Linked DNA regions of Homo sapiens: region 1 is linked to region 2. A link is an interaction called in ENCODE POLR2A ChIA-PET data of the cell type or tissue named here. Cell type or tissue: Panc1. All regions are shown on one strand. Links, peaks and the distances in the headings refer to the core of each region. The heading gives the core; the rest is flanking DNA.

Region 1 (8,857 bases), core at 4,111-6,610, 110 kb after region 2:
TGCAAGTTTCTTGATTTCATACTTACTTGTGTGCAATGCATACTTATGTTTTTATTTTATCCCATTTCATTGAAAAAATGGATTTCATGCCCCACTAATAGGTTGCTTGTGTAGTTTGAAAGGCATGGATCTAGTCAAGGAGATAAATACATAGACAATTATCACACATTGTTATAAGCACAATGATAGAGAAGTATTCACAGAGGCCAAGGAAAATATTCTGAACTTACATATTTTAAATAAAAAAGGTCTGATATGGCTGATGCCAAAACAATGTATGTCCGTAGTGTGAAGTGCATATTTATATTTTATTTTATTAATTTATTTATTTATTTTTGAGATGGAGTCTCGCTCTATTGCCCAGGCTGGAGTGCAATGGTGAGATCTCAGCTCACTGCAACCTCCGCCTCCTGGGTTCAAGCGATTCTTGTGCCTCAGCCTCCCAAGTAGCTAGGACTACAGGTGTGTGCCACCACACCCTGCTAATTTTTGTATTTTTAGTAGAGACGGGGTTTTACCATGTTGTCCAGGCTGGTCTCGAACTCCTAACCTCAAGTGATCCACCCGCCTCGGCCTCCCAAAATGCTGGGATTACAGGCATGAGCCACTGCGCCCGGCCACATTTATATATTTTTATCACCAAAGTGACATTCATATGCTTGCAATATGCATACACATATATTTAGTATGTAATTTGGGAATCACAGAATGATGACACTTTATACAAACAGAACTTTGTGCTTCAAAAGACAGCATTTCACTGGCATTTTGAAGAATGCTAGAGATAGTATGTGTTCCTGTTATCTATTGCTGTGTAACAAACTATCCCAAAACCTAGTGGCCTGAAACGAGCATTTTGTTTCCATTCCTGGGTCAGGAAGTTGGGAAGACCTTGGCTGATTGCTTTTTTTCTGATCTAGTGGGGGTAGCTGGGGCTGGAGGATTCGCTTCCAAGATGCCTTTTCCACTCACCTGCTGGGTGCCTTAGTGCTGCTTGGCCTTCCTCTCCCTCTCCTTACATGGCATCTCATCCTACAGGGCCGCTTTATGTGGCTTGGCCTTCTCACGGCATGATGGTCTTGGGTAGATGACTGCTTATGTGATGACTGGCCTGATCATGTGTTCCAAGAGACAGGAACTGGAAGCTGCCAGTCTCTTAAGACCTGGGCCCTAAAACTGGCACCGGGACCAGCTTCCTGGGGGTGGTCGTGCAGTTGCACAGGGCTCTGTGCTTAGCTTGATGCTCTGATTTTGCTATCTTGAAATCCCTTTTTTTTTTTTTTCTGAGATGGAGCCTTGTTGTGTTGCCCAGGCTGGAGAGCTATGGCGTGATCTCGGCTCACTGCAACCTCCACCTCCTGGGTTCAAGCGATTCTCCTGCCTCAGCCTCCCGAGTAGCCGGGATTACAGATGCATACCACCATGTCCGGCTAATTTTGTGTACTTTTAGTAGAGACAGGGTTTCAACATGTTGGCCAGACTGGTCTCAAACTCCTGACCTCAAGTGATCCACCGGCCTCGGCCTCCCAAAGTGCTGGGATTACAAGCGTGAGCCACCACGCCCAGTCTTTCTTGAAATTCTTAATTTCTTAAAAGGGGTCTCACATTTTCAGTTTGGGCTCCACAAATTACGTAGCTGGTCCCACCCAGACTGGGTTATCCCTTTTCCTGTATTTTTTTGGTCTAAGCAGTTCCAGAACCCATCCAGATTCAAGGGAAAGTGTGATAGAGGCCACCTCTCAATGGGAAGAGTATCAAAGGACTTATGGTCATCTTTAATCCATCACAGCATGGTATGGGAAAGGAGAAAGAGCACTGGTATCAAGAAATCTGAGGCTTAGTCCCAGTTTTACAGCTACAACTAGCCTGCCACTAACAAGCCACCACAGCTTTGGGGACCTGTTTTCTTCCATTTGAAATGAGGAAATTGGACTTGATCGCTAACCTCTAAAATCATGAACCTATAATGCCACATTTGTAACTGTCTAATGTACATCTAACATGGTGTTCATTAGAAAAACTGTTTCCAGGCCGGGCATGGTGGCTCAGGCCTGTAATCCCAGCACTTTGGGAGACTGAGGCGGGTGGATCGCTTGAGGTCAGGAGTTGGAGACCAGCCTGGTCAACATGGTGAAACCCCATCTCTGCTAAAATTATAAAACTTAGCCAGGCATGGTGGCAGGCACCTGTAATCCCAGCTACTTGGGAGGCTGAGGCAGGAGAATCGCTTCAACCCAGGAAATAGAGGTTGCAGTAAGCTGAGATCGCGCCACCGCACTCCAGCCTGGTGACAAAGTGAAACTCTGTTTCAAAAAATGAAAGAAAAAAGAAAAATTGTTTCCACGGGGCTCTCCAAAGGAAGAAGGGCATGGGAACTGAAGGCAAATGAATACAAAAAACACAACTATTAGTTAAATCAGAAAGCCTGTGGATCTAAATTCAAGGTCAGCTGCCTCCAACTCCCACTTGTTCATTCTCAAACACCCGTTTCAGACTATGAGGCAGATACATAGTGTTGTATCTGTGCTGGGTGCTGAGCTGCAGCAGTGAACCACAACCACAGGCCCACATCTTCTTGGACTCCCAGCCTACATGGAGGCAGATGACAGTGCCGACACAGCTCCTAGTGCAGAGTGCTGCGGCAAGGAAGGCACTAGGGTCTTGGGAACCTGTACCGAACACGGGAGGGACTGAGGAAGAGCAAACTGAGCCCTGGAGGCCCACGAGGAGCTAGGTTTTGCGGCTGAGGCTGCCGGGTGGAACGTTCATGTCCTATGCAGAGGAAACAGACTGTGAAAAGGCCCAGTCAAGAGAAAGCTGGGAGATCGGGAACTGAAAGTTACTGCATGGCAGGAGTGTAGAAAGGGGATGTATTCGTGGGTGAAGAAAGAGGATGCGAACAGGAAGTAGTGAATAGGAATGAGGCTGGAGAGGTAAGCAGACGCCAGATCACGAGGAGCCTCTAAGTCTTAAGTGAGAGCTTCAATTCTATCCTGAGGCCAAGAGAAACATTAAAGAGTTCAAAAGTAGACAGTGGCCTATCAGGTTTGGGTTTAAGAAATCATCGAGGTTAGTAGGCTGGGCGTGGTGGATCATGCCAGTAATCCCAGCACTTTGGGAGGCTGAGGCAGGCAGATCACCTGAGGTCAGGAGTTCAAGACCAGCCTGGCCAATATGGTGAAACCCCGTCTCTACTAAAAACACAAAAATTAGCTGGGCTTGGTGGCACATGCCCGTAATCCCAGCTATTCAGGAGGCTGAGGCAAGAGAATCACTTGAACCTAGGAAGCGGAGGTTGCAGTGAGCTAAGATCCTGCCACTGCACTGCAGCCTGGGTGACAGAGCAATACTCTGTCTCAAAAAAAAAAAAAGAAAAAAAAAAGGAAAGGAAAGAAAGAAAAAGAAAAGAAAAAACAGAATGTGTTTAACTTCCTGCAACCAAACCTGTGAACTCACCTGTATGTGCGCCCTCTTTTTCCTCCTGCACTCCTGTTATAATAATAACAGCTACCATTTATGCAATGTTCCTATGTGCAAGACACAATGGTAAGCATATTACATGCATTATCTCCTTTAATGATCAGCCCAAATTTATGAGGCAGGTACTCATAATTCCTTTTTTTTCCCCCTTGAGACGGAGTCTCACTCTGTCACCCAGGCTGGAGTGCAGTGGTGCGATCTCGGCTCACTGTAACCTCTGCCTCCTGGGTTCAAGCAATTCTCTGCCTCAGCCTCCCGAGTAGCTGGGATTACAGGCACCTGCCACCATGCCTGGCTAATTTTTGTATTTTTAGTAGAGACGGGGTTTCACCATCTTGGCCAGGCTGGTCTTGAACTCCTGACCTTGTGATCCACCCGCCTTGGCTTCCCAAAGTGCTGGGATTACAGGCATGAGCCACCAGTCCTGGCCAATTCCATTGTATTATAGTCAAGGAAAGTAAGACTCAGGGAGAGTGAGTGACTTACCCAGGGTCTCACAGCTAGAAGGTGGTAGAACTAAGCTCTAATCAGACTGTCTGACTCCAGAGTCTCCTCCTCTGTGAGACAAATTCCTAGTCCTATGCTCTGCCTTATCCCTTCCCACCTCTTGGGAGCTTTGATCCATTGACTATTCGTGTTGACTCCTCTGTCTTCCTACTTCTCCTTTTCTTTTGAGTCCTTTGTGTCATTACACAAACAAGCTGTGCCTCCCAAGCCAAAATAAAACCCCTCTCCTGGCCGGGCACGGTGACTCATGCCTATAATCCCAGCACTTTGGGAGGCCGAGGCAGGCAAATCACGAGGTCAGGAGTTTGAGACCAGCCTGGCCAACATGGTGAAACCCCGTCTCTACTAAAAATACAAAAATTAGCTGGGCATGGTGGTAGGCGCCTGTAATCCCAGCTACTCGGGAGGCTGAGGCAGGAGAATCGCTTGAACCCGGGAGGGGGAGGTTGCAGTGAGCCGAGATCACGCCACTGCACTCCAGCCTGGGTGACAGTGCGAGACTCTGTCTCAAAAAAAAAAAAAGAAAAGAAAAAAACCCTCCAGTAACCCCACAGCTACCTCCAGTTCTCTCTTGATTTGCTTATCCACGTATCCAACTGTCTATTGGATCTCTTCACCTCGATGTCATATAGCCAATCTCAAACTTAATGTATCCAAAACAAGTTTTGATCCCCTTCCCCTACCCACCAAAAAAACCTATTCTTCTCATGGCCCTTCCTCTCAGTAAATGACACCACCATCCACCCTGTTGCTCAAGTCAGAAACCTGAGCATCACCCTTGCCACCTCTGTCTTCCTCCTCCCCTACATTCAGTCAATCACAAGTCTTGTTGATTCCATGAAATCTCTCTTATCTGTCCATCTGACTCTACAGACCATAGCCTCTTACCAGTCCCTCTAATCCTAGCCTACTCCTCTCCATCCCGAATCAGTGGGTTCTCAGCAGCAGTCCACATGCTAACGTTGATGCTTTTTTTTTTTTTTTTGAGACAGAGTCTCACTCTGTCACCCAGGCTGTAGTGCAGTGGCGCGATCATGGCTCACTGCAGCCTCGACTTCCCAGGCTCAGGTGATCCTCCCATCTCAGCCTCCCAGGTGGCTGGGACTATAGGCATGTGCCACCATGCCCAGCTAATTGTTTTCTATTTTGTAGAGATGGGGTTTTGCCATGTTGCCCATGCTGATTGAGAACTCCTGGGCTCAAGTGATCCACCCGCCTTGATTCTGTAATCTGTGGGATTACAGAATCCTAGTACTTTGGGAGGCTGAGACAGGCAGATCACCTGAGGTTGGGAGTTCGAGACCAGCCTGGCCAGCATGGTGAAACCCCGTCTCTACTAAAAATACAAAAAAATTAGCCGGGCGGGGTGGCAGGCGCCTTTAATCCCAGCTACTCGGGAGGCTGAGGCAGGAGAACTGCTTGAACCCGGGAGGCGGAGGTTGCAGTGAGCCGAGATTGCGCCATTGCACTCCAGCCTGAGCGACAGAGCAAGACTCCATCTCAAGGAAAAAAGAAAAGATGCCCGGGGCCTCATGAGTGAGTGTAATGGGTAGAGTGTTAACATAGCCTGAGCAGCAGGGAAGACATCCCCAAGGAGGTAACATTTAATCTGACACCTGAAATGAAGGATGAGTGGGTGAATGAAGGATGAGTGGGTCAGGTGAAGTCAGGAGCAAGGGAGAGGGGAAAGTGTTTCTGGAGAGTGAACAGCATGCAGGAACCCCAGGGTTGAGAAGAACATGGCTGTTCGAAGGATCAGCAAGGAGGACTGAGTGGCTGGAGCAGAGTGAGGGAGGGTAAGTGGGGAAGGGAAAAAACAACTTTGGGAGAGGCAGGGAGGGTGCAGTGGCTCATGCCTGTAATCCTAACACTTTGGGAAGTTGAGGAGGGTGGGCCACTTGAGCCCAGGAGTTGGAGACCAGCCTGGGCAACAGGGTGAAACCCTGTCTCTACAAACAATACAAAAAGCTAGCCTGGTGTGGTGGCATGCACCTATAGTCCCAGCTACTCGGGAGGCTGAGGTGGGAGGATCACTTGAACCCGGGAGGTCGAGGCTGCAGTGAGCTGTAATCACACCACTGCACTCCAGCGTGGGTGACAGAGTAAGCATCTGTCTCAAAAAAAAAAAAAAAAAAACAAAACAAAACAAACAACAACAACAAAAAACAGGACTTTGGGAGAGAATGTAGAGTGAAGAGAAAAGCTTCCAGAACTTCATCCTGGTAAACCCCAGCAATTAAAGCCATAGGAGGTTATGGAAGACTAGACAAGAGTTTCAAACAGGAGGAAGTAGCCAACATTGTTCAGTGCTGCCAAGAAGTGAACTAAGATAAGGACTTGGATTTGGCAGATGGGAGGTGCAAAGGCATGAATATATGTGTCCCTCTGAAATGTGTATGTTGTAGGCCGGGCACGGTGGCTCACACCTCTAATCCAAGAATTTTGGGAGGCTGAGGTGGGCAGATCACTTGAGCCCAGGAGTTGGAGACCAGCCTGGCCAACATGGTGGAACCCCATCTCTACTAAAAATACAAAAATTAGCCGGGCGTGGTGGCGGGCGTCTGTAATCCCAGCTACTTGGGAGGCTGAGGCAGGAGAATTGCTTGAACCTGGGAGGCAGAGGTTGCAGTGAGCTGAGATCGTGCCACTGCACTCCACCCTGGGTGACACAGTGAGATTCTATCTCAAAAAAAAAAAAAATGTGTATGTTGGAACTTAATCCCCAAGGTGACAATATTAAGAGGAGGGATCTTTGGGGAAGTGATTAAGTCATGAGGCTCTGCCTTCATGAATGGGATTAATGCCCTTATAAAAGAGGCGGCCGGGCTCGGTGGCTCACGCCTGTAATCCCAGCACTTTGGGAGGCCGAGGTGGGCGAATCATGAGGTCAGGAGTTTGAGACCGGCCTTGCCAACAAGGCCAACATCTCTACTAAAAATACAAAAAATTAGCTGGGCATGGTGGCGGGTGCCTGTAATGCTAGCTACTCGGGAGGCTGAGGCAGGAGAATTGCTTGAACCCAGGAGGCAGAGGTTGCAGTGAGCCAAGATCGTCACGCCACTGCACTCCAGCCTGGGCAACAGTGACAGACTTCGTCTCAAAAATAAATAAATAAATAAATAAGGCTTCAGAGAGCTGCCTGGCCCTTCCATCTCTTCCACCATGTGAGGACACAAAGGTGCCATAAATGAGGAACCACCTCTCACCAGACACCAAACCTGCCTTGATCTGGGACTTCCCTGCCTACAGAACAGTGAGCAACAAATTTCTGCTCTTTATAAATTACCCAGTCTAAGATAATTTTTTTTTTTTTTTTGAGACGGAGTCTCACTCTGTCACCCAGGGTGGAGTGCAGTGGCACGATCTCAGTTCACTGCAAGCTCCGCCTCCTGAGTTCACACCATTCTCCTGCCTCAGCCTCCAGTCTAAGGTATTTTGTTATAGCAACAAGAATGGACTAAGACAGGAGGTCATCATGGGGGACTTTTTTTTTTCTTTTGGCTCACTGCAACCTACACCTCCCGGGTTCAAGCAATTCTCATGCCTCAGCCTCCTGAGTAGCTGGGATCACAGGTATGTACCACCACACCTGGTTATTAGTAGGGACGGGGTTTCGCCATGCTGGCCAGGCTGGTCTCAAACTCCTGACCTCAGGTGATCCCCCTGCCTTGACCTCCCAAAGTCCTAGAATTACAGGTGTGAGCCACCACGCCCTTTCTGGAAGCAATTACTCTGGGATGATAGAGGCAGAAGCCAGAATGCAGAAAGTTAAGGACTGAGGAAGAGGTAAGGAAATGGAGATGATGAAGTGAGGAGACCTCTCAGCAGACAGGCTTTACTATGAAGAGAAGAGACAAGTTTGAGCCAGAAGGCTAGGGAAGACTTGAGCTTTTTTGTCACTCAGAGTGACACTCCTATTAATGACTTACTAAATGTCTGTTGTACATGGACACATAGAGGGGAACAACACACACTGGGGCCTATCAGAGAGTGGAGGGTGGGAGGAGGGTGAGGATCAAGAAAAATAATGGGAGAGTGCAGTGGTTCATGCCTGTAATCCCAGCACTTTGGGAGGCTGAGACAGGGAGATCACCAGATGTCAGTTTGAGACCAGCCTGACCAACATGGTGAAACCCCGTCTCCACTGAAAATACAAACATTAGCCAGGCAGGGCATAGTTTCAGCTACTCGGGAGGCCGAGGCAGGAGAATCACTTGAACCTGGGAGGTGGAGGTTGCAGGTGAGCTGAAATAGTGCCACTGCACTCCTGCCTGGGTGACAGAGCAAGACTCCATCTCTAAATAATGGGTACTAGGCTTAGTACCTGGGTGATGAAATAATCTGTACAACAAACCCCCATGACACATGTTTACCTATATAACAAACCCACACATGTACACCTGAACTTAAAATAGGCCAGGCGGGGTGGCTCACGCCTGTAATCCAGCACTTTCAGAGGTGGAGGCGGGTGGATCATGAGGTCAAGAGATCGAGAACATCTTGGCCAACATGGTGAAACCCATCTCTACTAAAAATACAAAAATTAGCTAGGCATGATGCAGCACGCCTGTAGTCCCATGTGTCCAGAATGTATTCCTTCCAGTGGGTTATTGGTCTCGCTGACTTCAAGAATGAAGCTGCAGACCCTTGCGGTGTGTTACAGCTCTTGAAGATGATGTGTCTCGGAGTTTGTTCCTTCAGATGTTCAGATATGTCCAGAGTTTCTTCCTTCCAGTGGGTTCGTGGTCTCACTGACTTCAGGAATGAAGCTGCATACGCTCACGGTGAGTGTTACAGTTTATAAAGGTAGAGCAACAGCAAGATTTATTGTGAAGACCAAAGAACAAAGCTCCCACAGCATGGAAAAAGA
Region 2 (8,857 bases), core at 3,467-5,966:
CTAAAAATACAAAAATTAGCCAGGCATGGTGGTGCTGGCCTGTAATCGCAGCTACTTGGGAGGCTGAGGCAGGAGAATCGCTTGAACCTGGGAAGCAGAGGTTGCAGTGAGCCAAGATTGTGCTATTGTACTCCAGCCCAGGCAACAAGAGCGAAACTCTGTCACAAAGGAAAAAAAAGAAACAACACAGACTCTGAATGCAGATACAGTACAGGGTTTCAAATCCGAGCTCTGCCACATACTGGCGTTGTAACTGTGACTTCAGGCAGGTTGTTTTGTAGTAGGATGAGTCGCAGACAAAACTCCTCAGACACCGGATTAAAGAAGGAAGAGGTTTTTTATTTGTCTGGGAGCGTCGGCAGACTCACGTCTTAAGAGCCGAGCTCCCCGAAAAAGAAATTCCTAGCCCTTTTAAGGCCTTACAACTCTAAGGAGTCTACGTGAAAGAGTCATAATAGATCAAGTAAGCGTGAGGAACGTGACTGGGGGCTACATACATCAGGTAACAGAACAAAAGGTTTTACAGTGCTTTCTCATACAATGTCTGGAATTCACAGATAACCCCTGACCAAAACTACTGGTGTTATTATTTTAACCACCACCCAGGTGCTGGCGCCAGGATCGTCTAGCTATTTATCTTACTTCTGTTTCTTTCCAACTTTTTGCTTTCTCCCTTTTCTCCTGTCTCATAAACTAGGGCAAAGGGGAGGTGGGGGAGAAGCTAAGAAGGACAACAGGAGAAGCAGTGGTCTCATTCCATAGTTTTACCTCTCTGAGTCTCATGTGCACAATGGGGATCTTAATAGGCTTTTTATAGGGTTGGTAAAAAGATGAATTTAGGTGATTCAAACAGAGACCTCAAAACAAGGACAGATACATTGTACATGCTCAATAAACATTAGTTAACGTATCATGATGATGGTAAGACTGACTGGGCCTGGAATTAGTGGGTTCTTGGTCTGACTTCAAGAATGAAGCCGCGGACCCTCTTGGTGAGTGTTACAGCTTTTAAGGTGGCACGTCTGGAGTTTGTTCCTTCCGATGTTCGGATGTGTTCGGAGTTTCTTCCATCTGGTGGGTTCGTGGTCTCGCTGGCTCAGGAGTGAAGCTGCAGACCTTCGCAGTTAGCGTTACAGCTTTTAAGGCGGCTAGTCTGGAGTTGTTCATTCCTCCCGGTGGACTCGTGGTCCTGCTAAGCTTCAAGAGTGAAGCTACAGACCTTCACAGTGAGTGTTACAGCTCATAAAGGCAGTGTGGATCCAAAGAGTGGCCGGTAGCAGGATTTATTGCAAAGACCAAAAGAACAACACCTCCACATTGTGGAAGAGAACCTCAGCAGGTTGCTGCTGCTGCTAGCTCCCGCAGCCTGCTTTTATTCTCTTATCTGGCCCCACCCACATCCTGCTAATTGGTAGGGCCGAGTGGTCTGTTTTGATAGGGCGCTGATTGGTGCGTTTACAATCCCTGAGCTAGACATAAAGGTTCTCCAAGTCCCCACCAGATTAGCTAGATACAGAGTGTCCACACAAAGGTTCTCCAAGTCCCCACCAGAGTAGCTAGATACAGAGTGTCGATTGGTGCATTCACAAACCCTGAGCTAGACACAGGGTGCTGATTGGTGTGTTTACAAACCTTGAGCTAGATACAGAGCGCCGATTGGTGTATTTACAATCCCTGAGCTAGACATAAAGGTTCTCCACCTCCCCACCAGACACAGGAGCCCAGCTGGCTTCACCCAGTGGATCCCACACCAGGGCTGCAGGTGGAGCTGCCTGCCAGTCCTGCGCGTGCGCCCGCACTCCTCAGCCCTTGGGTGGTTGATCGGACTGAGCGCCGTGGAGCAGGGGGCGGCGCTCGTCGGAGAGGCTCGGGCCGCACAGGAGCCCACGGAGAGGGTGGGAGGCTCAGGCATGGCGAGTTGCAGGTCGTGAGCCCTGCCCCGCGGGAAGGCAGCTAAGGCCAAGTGAGAAATCCAGCGCAGCGCCGGTGGGCCGGCATTGCTGGGGGACCCAGTACACTCTCCGCAGCCGCTGGCCCGGGTGCTAAACCCCTCATTGCCCGGGGCCGGCAGGGCCGGCCGGCTGCTCCGAGTGCGGGGCCCGCCAAGCCCACGCCCACCCGGAACTCCAGCTGGCCCGCAAGCGCTGCGCGCAGCCCCGGTTCCCGCTGGCGCCTCTCCCTCCACACCTCCCTGGAGCCGGCTCCTGCCTTGGCCAGCCCAGAAAGGGGCTCCCACAGTGCAGTGGTGGGCTGAAGGCCTCCTCAAGTGCCGCCGAAGTGGGAGCCCAGGCAGAGGAGGCGCGGAGAGCGAGCGAGGGCTGTGAGGACTGCCAGCACGCTGTCACCTCTCAATGACCAGCACAGACTCCAAAAGCAGAGGAACCGGGAAGAGCCCACCACTCTGCTGAGCTGGGAGAATTAGCCCAGTACTCCAGGGACCAGTGTGTCCTGAGCTCTCATGTGGTAGGGTCAGTGCCCGGAAGCCAAGCCTGAAAGAGGATTTGTATGGGCCGTGCATGGTCGCTAATGCCTCTAATCCCAGCACTTTGGGAGGCCGAGGCGGGCGGATTACCTGAGGTCAGGAGTTCCAGACCAGCCTGGCCAACTTGGCGAAACCCCGTCTCTACTGAAAATACAAAAATTAGCCGGGCATGGTGGCGGGCACCTGTAATCCCAGCTACTCAGGAGGCGGAGACAGGAGAATCGCTTTAACCCAGGAGGCAAAGGTTGCAGTGAGCCGGATCGCGCCATTGCACTCCAGCCTTGGCGGCAAGAGCAAAACTCCATCTCAATAAATAAATAAGAGGATTTGTGTGGATGTTGTTGTTGTTGAGCACATAAGCTCCGGAGCTGTGATTGACGATGGTGACTGCCCTCGGTTCTGCTCACCGGTCTGATTCCCAGAAAGCCCATCACACCAACTGTCTTTAACCCTCTGGTGCCACAACAGGCCAGGAACCACAGCCCTGCCCTCCTCCTGGGTTCAGGGTGGGGGAGTTGTGCTGCTTCTGGGATGGGGGTTAGAAACAGGCCCCACAGTAGCTGCATTGTGTAAAGCAGAGCTCCCGTTTCCTTCGTGTCGAGCTTAGGTGGGCAAGGACAGCAAGACCTCTCCTAGGCACCCCAGAGGCCACTGGTGAGAAGAACATGGTGGTGAGGACCTGATGTGGGAAGGGGAGTGGGATTCTTTCTTTTTTCTTTTTTCGTTTTTTTGTTTTGTTTTGTTTTGTTTGAGATGGAGTTTCACTCTGTCACCCAGGCTGGAGTGCAGCGGCGCCATCTCGGCTCACTGCAACCTCCTCCTCCCGGGTTCAAGCAATTCTCCTGCCTCAGCCTCCCTAATAGCTAAGATCACAGGTACACGCCACCAAGCTCAGCTAATTTTTTGTATTTTTAGTAGAGACGGGGTTTCACCATGTTGGCCAGGCTGGTCTCGAACTCGTGACCTCAGGTGATCCTCCCGCCTCGGCCTTCCAAAGTGCTGGGATTACAGGTGTGAGCCACCACGCCCGGCCTTATTTTAATTTTATTTTGAGATGGAATTTCAATCTTATTGCCTCAGCCTCTTGAGTGGCTGGGATTATAGGCGCCCGCCACCATGCCCAGCTAATTATTGTATTTTTTTGTGGGGACGGGTTTTTGCTATGTTTCCCAGGCTGGTCTTGAACTCCTGAGTTCAAGGGATCCGCCAGCCTCAGCCTTCCAAAGTGCCGGGATTACAGGTGCGAGCTACCACGCAGGGCCAGGATTTGTTTTTTTCCCCTTTGTTTTGTTTACATTTTTCTTTTGGTGGGGGGAGGGGAGAGATAGGGTCTCACTCTGTCACCCAGGCTGGAGTGCAGTGGTGCGATTACGGTTCACTGCAGCTTCCACCTCCTGGACTCAACTGATCCTCCCGCCTCAGCCTCCCAAGTAGCAGAGACCACAAGCACACACCACTAAGGTCAGCTAATTTTTTGTAGAGACTAGGTCTCACTATGTTACCCAGGCTGGTCTCAAACTCCTGACCTCAAGCGATCCTCCTGCCTCAGCCTCCCAAAGTGCTAGGATTACAGGCGTAAGCCACCCCAACGGGCTGGGAGTAGGATTCCTTATTGCCTGCCCAGAGGAGACAAATGCAGGCAAAATACTTTCGTGGAGGGAACCTGGAGAGATTTCCCAGCAGATTAGAAAGGCTCCTTCTTTGAAGCAGAAGCTTAAATTCTGTGGCCAGAACTTTACTTCTTACCCCCAGCCAAGCCCCTTACTGAAACGCACAAATTTTGGCTTCCAGGGCTCTCTAGGTTGAGAGGCCTTTTGAATCCTCATGCAGCGCCGAGGACAAGTTCTTCCAAACTACTCCCTGCTCGGATGCTAGTGCAGGTATGAGTGGAGAAAAATGGCTTGGAAGCAGAGATGGAGGGGAGAGCTGGGAGGAGCAGGTGGGGCAGAGCGGGAGGAGCTGGCTAGAGCCTTGCCAAGCTCAGCCCCTCCCTCTTCGGGAAGAAAATAGACTTGGCTGCTTGGGAAGCCATAACTCCCACCCGACTCCCCACCCCCGCGCCGCACCCCCGCCATGGGCCTCTGGAAGCATCGGGACTATGGGGGGCAGGGAGGCTGCGCCGGCTGCCCACTGGCGCGTGGTCCAGCGATGCGCCCGCGTTCTTCTGAAAGAACGTGGAGACTGCACCAATACGCGCCGCCCCAGTAACAAAAATTAGCCGGGCGTGGCGGCGCGCTCCTGTGGTCTCAGCTACTTGGGAGGCTGAGATGGAAGATCACTTGAGCCCGGGAGGTCGAGGCTGCAGTAGCCATGATCGCACCACTGCATTACAGCCTGGGCGACAGAGCCAGAGCCTGATACAGGCCTGGCCAAGTGGAGTGCGTCCTGTCAGCTCCCCAGGAGCCGATGGGCGGGGTCGGTCGCAAGTACACTGCCCTACTGTCCTGGGCTTTCCGAGGCTGCCGGGAGCTAGACAGACCGCCAGGGGGCGAGAGGGCCAGCGCCTCCCTTGTCCTGAATGTGGGGAGTGGAGGGGAGGGGGAAATTTGTATCAAGGATGTTGTGCTCACTAGAGAGAACTGCTTTGGAGAGTCTTGCAGATCCACACACTTTTTTTTTTTTTTTAGTCGGAGTCTCACTGTGTCGCCCAGGCTGGAGTGCAGTGGTGCGATCTCGGCTCACTGCAACCTCTGCCTCCCGGGTTCAAGCGATTCTCTTGTCTCAGCCTCCCAAGTAGCTGGGATTACAGGTGTGTGCAACCGCACCCAGCTAATTTTTGTATTTTCAGTAGAGACGGGATTTCACCATGTTGGCCAGATTGGTCTCGAACTCCTGACCACAAGTGATCCGCCCGCCCCAGCCTCCCAAACTGCTGGGATTACAGGCATGAGCCATCGCGCCTGGCCTACACTCTCTTAGCTGCTGCTGCTGCTTTTTTTTTTTTTTTTTTCTTTTGAGACAGAGTCTTGCTCTTGTCGCCTAGGCTGGAGTGCAATGGCACGATCCTGGCTCACTGCAACCTCCCCCTCCCGGATTCAAGCGATTCTCCTGCTTCAGCCTCCTGAGTAGCTGGGATTACAGGCATGCACCACCACACCCTGCTAATTTTTGTATTTTTAGTAGACACAGGGTTTCACCATGTTGGTCAGGCTGGTCTCGAACTCCTGTCCTCAAGTGTTCTGCCCACCTTAGCTTCCCAAAGTGCTGGGATTACAGGCGTGAGCCACCGCGCCTGGCCTAGGTTCTTCCTGAACTGAAGAAAATCCAGGGAGATGCCCTAGATAGGGGTAGTCTACATCACAGCACAAGGAAGAGAGGACAGAGCTCTCTCTTGGGACTCCACACCCTGGGCCTTGAATTATACTCTTTTCCACCTATGCCTCATTTTCATTCCCTCTCAGTTTCTTCCCTCTCCTCCCCTTATACTCTCATGCTCACCCTTTCAACCCTACCCTTACTTATTTTTTCCCCTTCTTTCTCTTATCCTACCAATCCCTAGCAAGGCTGATGCCTCTTAGCCACAAGCCTAGGCTTAAAGCTGACATTCTCTGCTTGTCGAATGAACCCAGTCGGCCACCACGTATCTTTTAAGTGACTGTAAAGTGCGCAGGTGGCAGGAATTGTGAGAAGTAAAACTGGCTTAAGACAAGGTTCCCACCCTCGATGCACTTACAATATAGTTGGGAAGACAAAGTGTGTTCACATGAAAAAATAACTAGCAAGTAAGTCAAAGCAGGGGACAATGAAATGCTTTCTTACCCAAAACATGAGGCATGTTGGATTTGGGCAGGTTCTGTTACCAGTAGAGGGTCTTTACTGCAAGTTGTCCAGGTTCTTGGCGTTTTGAACAAAGAATTGGACAAAACGCACAGCAAAGACAGGAAAGAAAGAAGCAAGCATGCACAGATTTATTGAAAGTGAAAGTATACTCCACAGTGTGAGAACGGGCGGAGCAGTGGCTCAAGGGCCCTGATACACAATCTTCTGGGGTCCAAATACCCGCTAGAGGTTTACCATTGGCCACTTGGTGTTCACCCCATGTTCATGAAGTTGCAGCCCACAATCAGAGGCTGAAATGAAGTTACAAAGGTCACACTCCTATGCAAACATCTTATTGGTTGTGGAAAGCAGCCAATCAGAGGCTAGAGTGAAAGTTGCCCTTCTATACAAACGAAGACTTGGCCCCCAATCCGTATGATTGGTTAGGATAGCAACCAATCAGAGGTTGAAGTGAAGTTACAAAGTTACACTCCTATGCAAACGTCTGATTGGTTGCAAAAAGCGACCAATCAGAGGTACTTTCAATTTGCCATCTGCTTTTTTTCCAACCAATCAGAGGTACTTTCAATTTCCCATCTGCCACACAGAAAGGTGGGGATTTGCAAGGGGAGCAACCTCTGGTTCTTTTGTTACGTAGGCGTGGAAAGGTAGGGCTTTCCTTTCAATTTAGTTCTAGGAAGTCAGCATGAAATGGCCTTAGGTTCCCTGCTTCCAGACTCTATTCTCCTGCCTCAGTTCTAAGCAAGTGACTTTGCTTCATGTCTCAAAGGCCACCAGACTGCCCTAGGAAGAAAGAGGGAGGAGGTGGTAGGAACCCAGGGCCTTTCCCAAGCAGAAGCCCATCCTCTAACAGTAAAGGCCACAGACCTGAGTACTGTGGTAGTCAGGCCCAGGTGGGTAGGTCCTTGAGAGTCATGATGTCACGAAAACCTCTCAGAATATCCTGGCCATCCTTGAGCATGAGTGCCTCATTGAATAGTGCCTTCCTCAGAACAAAAGTACTATGGCAAAGCTGTTCCTGATGGCTGGATTTTTAAATATATATATATATATACTTTAAGTTCTAGGGTACATGTGCACAACGTGCAGGTTTGTTACGTATATGTACATGTGCCATGTTGGTGTGCTGCACCCATTAACTTGTCATTTACATTAGGTATATCTCCTAATGCTATCCCTCCCCCCTCCCCCCACCCCACGAGAGGCCCCAGTGTGTGATGTTCCCTACCCTGTGTCCAAGTGATCTCATTGTCCAATTCCCACCTATGAGTGAGAACATGCGATGTTTGGTTTTCTGTCCTTGCAATAGTTTGCTGAGAATGATGGTTTCCAGCTTCATCCATGTCCCTACAAAGGACATGAACTCATCCTTTTTTATGGCTGCACAGTATTCCATGGTGTATATGTGCCACATTTTCTTAATCCAGTCTATCATTGATGGACATTTGGGTTGGTTCCAAGTCTTTGCTATTGTGAATAGTGCCGCAATAAACATACGTGTGCATGTGTCTTTATAGCAGCATGATTTATAATCCAATGGCTGGATTTTTGATAGTGATGTCTTGATGTTCAGATCCACGGTCATAACTAGAGTGGGCTGCTCTTGTAGGCACTGTATGAAAACTCCAGAGTTTCCCTAGAGACCAGACCAACCCCACCCCAAATACTAAGTTCTTAGAGGTAAGAGAGAAGAACAAGCTTCTGGTAGCCGGGGTGACTTCTGGCCTCTAGAAATGAAGCGTATTAGGCTTAGAGGGAAAATCTGTCTGCTGAATGAAACACTCCCCAGCAACATGGCAGGTGGTACAGAGCAGATAGGCACAGTATACCAAAGAAACTGTGTTTTTTTGTTTGGTTGGGGTTTTTTTGGTGGTGGTGTTTTGTTTTGTTTTTTGAGACGGAGTCTCACTCTTGTTGCCCAGGCTGGAGTGCAATGGCACAATCTCAGCTCACCGCAACCTCCGCCTCCCAGGTTCAAGCAATTCTCCTGTCTCAGCCTCCCGAGTAGCTGGGATTACAGGCATGCACCACCACACCCGGCTAATTTTGTATTTTTAGTAGAGACGGGGTTTCTCCATGTTAGTCAGGCTGGTCTCAAACTCCTGACCTCAGGTGATCTGCCTGCCTCGGCCTCCCAAAGTGCTGGGATTACAGGCATGAGCTGCCACGCCCAGCCACCAAAGAAACTCTTAACCACGTGGAAAATATCTTTGTTTTCTTGGGGCAGTAATGCTCAGTGTTCCCAGTGTTTTCCCTACCTTCTTTCTGTTGCCTTTGGGATTAGTTTTTTGGGGTCATAATTAAAATTGCATGGTTGTTTATAAGTTTTATTGCCTGATCACTCTCCAGCCCAAATATAATAATTGGTCTCTCCATGTTTGCTCGAACTGAGGAAGGCACCTACGAAGAACCAAAACAATGGATGATACCAAATGTGTTCAAACGAATAAAGCAACAGTTACTTGAGTTTATACAAGTAATATCTGCTGGGTCATTTTCTCAGTGGTTCCCTGTAAAGAACAATTATGTGTCTAATGGTGAATCAAGATTTGTGGAAATCCTAAAAGCAATTATTTGGATTTTTGTTGCAGAAGA

Evidence for each region. Peaks named below come from ENCODE experiments on the same cell type or tissue, not always from the same donor. Only the 100,000 strongest peaks of a DNase experiment are listed, where the experiment ranks them.
Region 1: POLR2A ChIA-PET joins it to region 2 with 6 read pairs; 10 of 35 experiments call an interaction of 5 or more read pairs at or near these places.

Annotation. Positions count from the first base shown.
Region 1 is chrX:119,769,712-119,778,568 of GRCh38, reverse strand. No RefSeq gene overlaps it. Among named protein-coding and RNA genes, the nearest start is that of SNORA69, 13 kb to the left of the region's middle. RefSeq lists an enhancer at 8,622-8,857. In Panc1, for the core only: no CTCF peak of the experiment used is centred there; no DNase peak of the experiment used is centred there.
Region 2 is chrX:119,883,913-119,892,769 of GRCh38, reverse strand. No RefSeq gene overlaps it. Among named protein-coding and RNA genes, the nearest start is that of AKAP14, 7.6 kb to the left of the region's middle. RefSeq lists an enhancer at 1,250-1,544. In Panc1, for the core only: a CTCF peak has its summit at 4,971 (motif pointing right); a DNase peak (open chromatin) is centred at 4,949; H3K4me3 peaks cover 1,484 bases; H3K27ac peaks cover 318 bases.